Regions from separate parts of the Homo sapiens genome. Here region 2 is linked to region 1. Evidence: chromatin loops called from intact Hi-C (ENCODE). Cell type or tissue: Caco-2. All regions are shown on one strand. Each heading gives the region's core, and the rest is flanking DNA. Links, peaks and the distances in the headings are about the cores only.

The links. Peaks named below come from ENCODE experiments on the same cell type or tissue, not always from the same donor. Only the 100,000 strongest peaks of a DNase experiment are listed, where the experiment ranks them.
Region 2: it touches region 1 in a loop (9-fold over the local background); 33 of 110 quality-filtered maps call a loop at or near these places.

What each region holds. Positions count from the first base shown.
Region 1 is chr5:154,607,912-154,612,292 of GRCh38, reverse strand. No RefSeq gene overlaps it. Among named protein-coding and RNA genes, the nearest start is that of MIR3141, 14 kb to the right of the region's middle. RefSeq lists an enhancer at 342-1,111 and a silencer at 1,513-1,562. In Caco-2, for the core only: a CTCF peak has its summit at 1,790 (motif pointing right); a DNase peak (open chromatin) is centred at 1,772; H3K4me3 peaks cover 527 bases; H3K27me3 peaks cover 317 bases.
Region 2 is chr5:154,515,299-154,519,679 of GRCh38, reverse strand. No RefSeq gene overlaps it. Among named protein-coding and RNA genes, the nearest start is that of HAND1, 39 kb to the right of the region's middle. RefSeq lists an enhancer at 1-361. In Caco-2, for the core only: no CTCF peak of the experiment used is centred there; a DNase peak (open chromatin) is centred at 2,369.

The DNA of each region.
Region 1 (4,381 bases), core at 217-4,216:
CCCAATTTATCAATTTCAGAAAACAGATTGTGATTTTGGTATTATGTCTAACAACTCCTCACCTAGGAGATCTGAACTTTTGACGTGGTTCTACCACTGACTGGCAGTGTGATTTTGAGCAAGCGACTCTCTAGACTTCTTTTTCTCCAGCTTACAAAGACAGAGCTGGAATACAGGTCTCTAAAAACCTGTCCAACTCTGCTATTTTAAGTTTAAATAGCATCCTAAGAATAATCATTTTAAAGACCCTATAATAACTATACTTCCCATTTTATGAATATTTAACAATGACCAGGCATAGCGGCCCCGGGCTTTAGTGCATTATCTCTTCATTCTCACATCTTCTCCCAGGAGTAAGTACTATTATTATTCCCATTTCGCAGTGGAAGACACAGAGGTCGCTTGTCTAAGGGCACTTACTGTTCAGAGCAGAGCTAGGATTCAAACACTGGCAATCTAAGTGGTGGTGGCGTTGATGACAGTGGTGTGATCATAGGTGAAGGGTACCATTTGAACTGGCTGATTAGTTTGAGAAGGGTGGGGATGAGCAGAGGGTGGGAAGATACGCCCCCCTCCTCGTGAGAAGGAAGGCGGGGCGGACGGACAGGGGCGGGGATTTGCTGGCCGAAATTTACAGCCCTTAAGTTCGTAAAATTCTTGCTCCCCACTGTTTGTCACTGGGGCCCTTCCCAACTCCCTCCCTTGGTGGCTTCAAAAGGACCCAGCTGAGCCCTTAGTACCAAAGTGTGGGGGAAGTTGTGGGAGCTGAGTGGGAAACCGGATGGGCTCTCTGTGCCTGAAGGCCAGGCCGTGCCTTGCGCATGTGTGTGTGTACGTGTGTGCGTTCTCGGACTGTGTGTACACGCGGGTGTGTGGCCCGTCCGCGGCTCGGCCCTTCTGTGAGGGCGCTGCTCTCCAGCGTGGGGAGGCGGGGATGGCAAATCATAGTGACAGTGTCTGTGCCTGGGGCGAGTGTGACTGAGATTGGCGTGCCTGTGTGTGTCGCTAGAAATGTTCTATTTTATTAATTTAATACATTTCATTTTCATTTTTAAACAGTATTTATTTATTTTATTTATTTAACACATAGTCGTGTGCCAGGTGCTTGGAATCCGGGGGATGGGGCACGCAGTCCAGGCTCTGTCCTCCCTCCAGGAGCTGACGGTGAGGGGATGGGGAGGATTGAGGGGAGAAACATTAAACAAATGAAGCCAGAAAACAAAACAAAACAAAAAACCCCAGGAACTTGCTGGGCGCGTGGGCGTGGGTATGGGCCCGGGAGTGTGTGCGCCCGGCAGGTGAAACGGGGATCGGAGCACCTGCTCTGCCCTGCGCCGTGGGCGCCCGGTGGTGGAGCAGGCAGCTGTGGGTTTTGCTTTGGTGAGGAACAAGGCCGAGCCTGGAACTCGTCTTGAACCCCGAGGGACTGGGTCCCAGGCTCAGGGTCCACTCGCCCAGTGACAGCTCCTCCACGGGGGACGCAGCGTGGCCAGCTGCCGTGGCTGAGCCGGTCCCGTCCCTCACAGAAGGGATTTATTTCCTGGCTCCCCCGGCTCTCTGGAAGCCTCCAAACCATGCTAATGGGCAGAGGGAGACTGCCGTGTCGAAGTTACGGATGCGAAGGTCCGGCCCGCGGCGGCGGGGGTTGGGGTTGGGGCTCGTCCCGCGTGCTGCAGGGAGGGAGTCGGGGCAGGGCTGAGGCTGGCACTCGGGGCTCTGGAGTCCTTCACCCCAGGACGGCAGGGTGCGACATTCTCCCACTGGACCAGCAGGTGACGCTGGAGGCCAGGGCTACGCAGGCCCGGGCGCTTTGGGTTCTGGGGAAAGAGGACAAACATCGCAGTTGCACTTAGGCGTCTCGCCGTGCTCAGGACCATGTGCTCGGGCCTTTCACGATGAAGTTGTTCAACCCTCCCATGGTCTTGTTTATTATCCCATAACTTAGGCTTAGAGATGATTTTTTTTTTTTTTTCTTTGGAGACGGACTCTCGCTCTGTCGCCAGGCTGGAGTGCAGTGGCGGGATCTCTGCTCACTGCAACCTCCGCCTCCCGGGTTCAAGCGATTCTCCTGCCTCAGCCTCCCAAATAGCTGGGACTACAGGCGCCCGCCACCATGCCGAGCTAATTTTTGTATTTTTAGTAGAGATGGGGTTTCACCATGTTAGCCAAAATGGTCTCTATCTCTTGACCTTGTGATCCCCCGACCTCGGCCTCCCAAAGTGCTGGGATTACAGGCGTGAGCCACTGCACTCGGCCGTAAGTAGCTTTCTTATGGTCACCCAGTTTGTGTGTGGCAGGAACATGGCCCAAGCCCAGTTCAGAGTGCGCGAAACAGGGCTCTTGCTGCAGGGAAGGGGAAGAAGGGCTGAGGGTTGGCCCGGTCTCCCTGAGAGTGTTCTGGAGGCATGCTAGGAGGGGTCTCTGACCCTGCTTGGTAGGAGCTGAGGGCAGACCTGCACCTGCTGCCGCAGGTGGTGCTGGCAGGACCAGCAGGGGTCTGAAGCCAGCCCAAGGCTCCTCCATTTCGGGCCTCCCTGGTCTTCAGCATAACCCACCTGGGAGTCTTGGGCTTGGGGAGGAGAGGAGGTGCCCTGCTGCTCCCAGCCCTCCACAGCCAGACCGTCTGTTGTCTTCTCATGATCTTGTAGTTCCTTGCCCTGGCAGGTGTACCTGATTACCAATGTCCCAGCCCAGCTCCTCTGGGAAGCCTTCCCTTCCACCGGAGGGGCAGGTCAAGCAGCCATCTCTGTAACAAGTTTTCTGAGGGTTCTAACACAGGCAGGCAGGGAACCACCTTGTCCAAACCAGCTCTGGGCTTGCAGCTGAAACCAGCAGTGTTGCTTCTCTTTCCAAACCCACCTACGCAATCTGCTCTCTCACAATAGGAAGAACATGGCTCCTTGGGCAGGGATCCTGGCTTAACCACCCTCTATCCCCCAACCCCAACCCTGGCCGAGAGCCCAGGAGGGTGGTTTCACAGATCTACCACCCTCATCCTTTCCTTCCACAAATTACTACTGAGCCCCCCTCTATGCACCAGGCTCTGTCTGAAGCGCTGAGGAGAGAATCTCAGCTCACTTCTTCATGGGAGAGGCAGATGAATAGCAGAAAATAGATATGAATGTCAGCCTCTGATTATAAAATTAAACAGGGAAAAATGAGAGTGGCACAGTGGGGTGGGTAGGGGAAGACCTTAGAAATGTGGCCAGGGAAGGCATCTCTGGGATGTGACGTTTGAGAAGAGACCTGCAGGAGGTGCCTTTTGAAGATCTGGGAAGGAGTTTCCAGGCACAGGAAGAGCCAGTGCCAAAGTCTCAGGGCAAGAGCAAATGAGGAGGGAAGGGGTCTGAAAGGGAAGGAAGGCAGGCAGGCGAAGCTGGAGCACCCCACAGCCAGGGCTGAGATCAAAGAGGAGGGCAGGGCCCGATGGGTGGGGCAAGGTCTGGGTTTCATTTTAGACGCAGAGGCAGCCCCCTGAAGGGTTCTAAGTAGGAGAGTGAGGTATTCTCATTTAGTTTTAATCTCTCTGGCTGCCAGTGAGTCCCTCCCTAAAGTTCCCCTTCCTCCCTCCCCAGCAATCTAATCCACAGATGAGAACCCGGGAGCATAACTGGTAGCCGGGGCTGCTGACCCTGGCCCAGGGTCTGCAGGGTTAATCCCGGGGGCCTGGAGCAGCCCCTGATTAGCAGGCCCTGCCACTCCCTGCTGATAAACTCCCAGGCAGGAAGAGGCAGGACTCATCCGGTAGGAAAGTGGAGAAACCAAAGCTGGTGAGGAGGGGAGCTCCAGGAGCACCTTAGGAGGGCTCTCTTCCCCTTTTGGAGGTGGTGAGTTCCCTAGGTGAAAGCCCTCTGGTTTTATCCCTCATTTGGCATTTTCATAGCCACTCTTACAGTCAGGGCCTGGTGTGGATTTTATGGGCCCCTGTTTAAGGAAGAGAAAACAAAATTAGGTGCAGGGCTTTAGAAGAGCCATGTGTACATGAGGTCCCCTGAGACCTAAGCTTCACTAGCTCCATGGTAAGTGTCCATCTCTAATTTTCCATCAGGGGAATAAGCCCTGTATACAGATGAGGAAGTTGAGGCTCTGAGAGCCTGAAAGGGATATAGAAAACAGAAGGGTTTCTGCTGGGATTTCTTATCCCCCAGCCCAGAACTCATTCTACCACCCAATCCATCTAAAAATCCAGTTGTGCCTTCTCCTTGCAGACCTGCTCCCACCACCAGGCTCAGGCCACAAGGAAGGGTAGCATAGGGCATGGTGGAGATGGGCGGGCTGGTGGCAACCTGCAGAGGGAAAGGGCTTAGCATGAAGCAGCATCCCTGTTGGGGACAGGATCCTGGGTGGCCAGGATTCCATCTGCCTACCAGACATTCCAAAC
Region 2 (4,381 bases), core at 79-4,078, 92 kb after region 1:
GAATAATAAGATAATAAGACTGACCTCAAGAATAAGATCAGTCCTCCTCCTGGTCAGTTACTCATTCATTAAATAAATATTTGTACAGAGCCTTCTATGTGGCAGGCATTGTGCCAGGGGCTGAGCATGCACTGATGTGTGACCCTGGCCCCACCCAGAGACTGAGCGTGTACACACACAGATACACACATCATTACAAATTTGATGTTGGCCACCCAGGCAAGAGTAAGGTGCTGTGACAAGGGGTGGTCAGGGAGGCCAAGCTCAGCTTGAGTGTGAGAAGGGCCACCTGGATGGGGCAGGGAGAAGGGAGCACCTGTGGGAAGGGCTGGGAAGGGCATGAGGTAGGCTTGCTTGAGGAGCTGGAAGAAAACCAGTGTGGCAAGGGGAGAGGGGCTGGGAGCTGGCGTCCCACTGGCAGGCAGGGGTGAGATCCCACTTGACCTCCAAGACCATGTTTAAGGAATCTGAAATTTTTTTTTGAGACGGAGTCTCGCTCTGTTACCCAGGCTGGAGTGCAGTGGCACGATTTCGGCTCACTGCAATTTCTGCCTCATGAGTTCAAGTGATTCTCCTGCCTCAGCCTCCCGTGTAGCTGGGACTACAGGCATTTGTCACCATGCCTGGCTAATTTTTATATTTTCAGTGGAGACAGAGTTTCCCCATGTTGGCCAGGCAGGTCTCGAACTCCTGACCTCAAGTGATCAGCTCACCTCAGCCTCCAAAAGTGCTGGTATTAAACAGGTGTGAGCCACCAAGCCCGGCCTGGAATCAGATTTTGATTCAACTACTAAAGAAGTCACAGAGGGTTGTGAGCAGGAGTGAGCCATGAAATTTACATTTTAAAAAGATCACTCAGGGCTGCTGTGGAGGATCAGAGGGGACAAGAGTGGAAGCAGATGGGTCCTTATCTCTCCCTGTTTTCTGGTCGAGTCCGGGTCTTATCTTGCTTTCTAGAGAGCTCCTTGAGGCCAGGGAGGGCATCTGTCTCGGAGCCCAGGCTGTCCCCTCTGAAGCCTGGCCGGAGGGGCTGGGTATCCTGGCCTATCCCCTATCTCTGGGGACAATCTGGGACCCACTCTGCTCTCAAGGCTCTGTGGCCCCAGCACGGGTGGAATGTTTGACAGAGGAGCGCACGTGTTCTCCAAACAGACCTTGATTCATGTTTCCAGGAGAAACTTGCAAACAGACTTCTGCTGGCCGCATCCATCAGAGGAGAGATGGGCTCTGTAAACAAAGGCCTGCAGGCTGTCTCCATCTTTCAGGCAGGCACCCCTCCCTGCAGGTCACTGGCAGCTCCCAGCTTCACCCCAGCCAATGGGGCCACAATCTGTGCCAAGACCCTCACTAGAGCCTCAAAGACACACTGCCCCTGTTTTACAGATGAGAAAACAGAGGCTCAGAGATGTTAAGTCAGTTGCCCAAGGTCACACAGCACAGCCAGTTCGTCAACCCCAATACTGTAATTACTACGCCATATTCTCCTGCGAACAAAAACAACAGTAACTCACACTTATGAGCACTCATTACGTGCTATGCACTTCATGGAGGTTGACTCGTGTTGTTCTTCCCCTGTTTTTTTCATATGGGGAAACCAATGCACAGAGAGGGAGGTCAAGTGATTGCTCAAAGTCACACTGAGATAAGCGGGGAAAGTGGGACTTGAGCCCCAGCAGGGTGAGCCCAGAGCCCCACGTGCTTCACGCCCTGCCCGACTCTGCCTGCTGCTTCCCTGGCCTTCTGGAGCTAAGGACAGGCTCCTCCCTGTCACCCACTTTTATCTCTGCTTGAGAGGTGAAGAAACTAAGGCCCAAAGAATGGACATGACTGTGCCCCTGCCCCTGGCATCTATGGCAGGGTGGGGCCTGGAGCATGAGGTCTGCGAGTTCTCCTTCTTGGAGGCTAGGATGGGAGCTAAGGGGCCTAGGTTCTAGTCCCTGAAAGGCTGCTGTTTTGCTCTGTGACCTGCAACACAACACAGCTCCTCACTTAGCTTCAGTTTCTCCATTTGCTCAATGGGAATGACAATTGCGGCCCTTACCCACCTTACAGAGCCTGATGTGAAACGAAGTGAGGGAAGGATGGTGGGATGGGATGGTTTTCCTGGCCCGGATTCCTGTCCCATGAATGGAATGTCTAAGCAGCATCATTTTAGGGCTTAAAGCCCCAGGGGTAGGGCTGAGCGGGGCCTCCTCCATTGGGAGACCCCCCACCTTGGGCTCCAGCCCAAATTGCCAGACACAGGCCTGAGAGGCGGACTCCCCTCTAGGCAGGGGTGCCCAGGAGCCAGCCGGCTGGCCATTTGTCCACAGATGGGTGTGCAGATAACAGGCGTCTGGAGATAAGGCAGAGCCTGCTCCCGGCCTAGTGGAGAGCCAGGCTGAGCCACAGTGGGGAGGGAGACTGGGAACTGGGGACAGGGAGGTGTCTGCCAAGATGCCCTGAGGCCTGACGCAGAACTCTCTGCTACCCTGTAGCACAGAGCTGATGGCCTGCTGTCTTCTGGATCTTTCCCCAAAACAAAACAGAATAAAGCAAACAAATAAGCAAAAAATATACTTTTTTTTTGAGGCAGGCTTTCGCTCCGTCAACTGGGCTGGAGCGCAGTGGCACCATCATGGCTCACTGCAGTCTCAACCTTCCTGGCTCAAGCAACCCTCCTGCCGCAACTTCCTGACCAGCTAGGACTACAGGCATGGGTTACCACGCCTGGCTAATTCTTAAATTTTTTGTAGAGACAGGATTTTGCCATGTTGCCCAGGCTGGTCTCAAACTCCTGGGCTCAAGCGATCCTCCTGCCTCAGCCTCCCAAAGTGCTGGGACTACAGGCATGAACCACCACACCGGGCCAAAAAAAACATACCTTTATCAGAAGTGCTGCTTACACTGGAGAGAGCCCTGAGCTAGCACCAAGTGCCACTGACTTACTGGACAGGCTGTGTCAAGTCACTGCCTGACTCTGAGTCTCAGTGTCCTCATCTCTGCAGTGAGCACAGTGATCTGCTGCCACCTCCAGCCAGATACAAAGGAACGCACATAATAAATAACTAATCCCATGTGATGCCATGTGGTAAGTACTATAATCATCCCCACTCTGCAGATGAAGACATGGAGGTATGGAGGGATTAGGCCATACATCTAGTAAGTGGTGATACCAGCATTTAAATTTAGGCAACCTGGCCGGGTGCGGTGGCTCACGCCTGTAATCCCAGCACTTTGGGAGGCTGAGGCAGGAGGATCACCCGAAGTCAGGAGTTCGAGAACAGCTTGGCCAACATGGCGAAACCCCACCTCTACTAAAAATACAAAAATTAGCCAGGCATGGTGGTGGGTACCTGTAATGCCAGCTACATGGGAGGCTGAGGCAGGAGAATAACTTGAACCCAGGAGGCCGTGGTTGCAGTGAGCCAAGATTGCACCACTGCACTCCAGCCTGGGCGACAAGAGCGAAACACCATCTCAATAAATAAATAAATAAATAAATAAATAAATAAATTTAGGCAATATGATTCTAGCAGCAAGCTCCTAAGTGTTTGAAATGTCACTGCCAGTGTTATTAAAGGAATAAAGAGGGCCAGGTGTGGTGGCAGGCGCCTGTAGTCCCAGCTACTCTGGAGGCTGAGGTAGGAGGATCGCTTGAACCTGGGATGCGGAGGTTTCAGGGAGCCGAGATTGTGCCATTGCACTCCAGGCCTGGGTGAGAGAATGAGACTCTGTCTCAAAAATAAAATAAAAAAAATTTAAAAAGGAATAAAGAAAACTGCAGTTGGAGCCTATTTGGGTTTTTAAAATATACACACTTGTGGCTGGGATTGGTGGCTAACGCCTGTAATCCCAGCACTTCGGGAGGCCAAGGTAGGCAGATCACATGAGGTCAGGAGTTCGAGACCAACCTGGCCAACATTGTGAAACCCCTGGCAGGTATCCGTTAGATGACAGTAGTAGCACACTCTCCAACCCCAGCTGTGACAACCAGAAATGTCTCCAGACATTGCCAAATGTTCTCTGAGGGGAACCCCTGCTCTCCCTGAAACCCTGTTTAGAAATCACTAACCTAGAGGCTGTGACTAAGAGGGGTATTCACTTTCTTTTTTTTTTTCTTTTCTTTTTTTTTTCTGTGACAGAGTCTTGCTCTGTCACCCAGGCTAGAGTGCAGTGGCGTAATCTTGGCTCACCGCAACCTCTGCCTCCCAGGTTCAAGCAATTCTCTGCCTCAGCCTCCTGAGTAGCTGGGATTACAGGTGCCCACCGCCACGCCCGGCTAATTGTTGTGTTTTTAGTAGAGACGGGGTTTCACCATCTTGGCCAGGCTGGTCTCGAACTCACAACCTCGTGATCCACCCGCCTGGGCCTTCCAGAGTGCTGGGATTACAGGCATGAG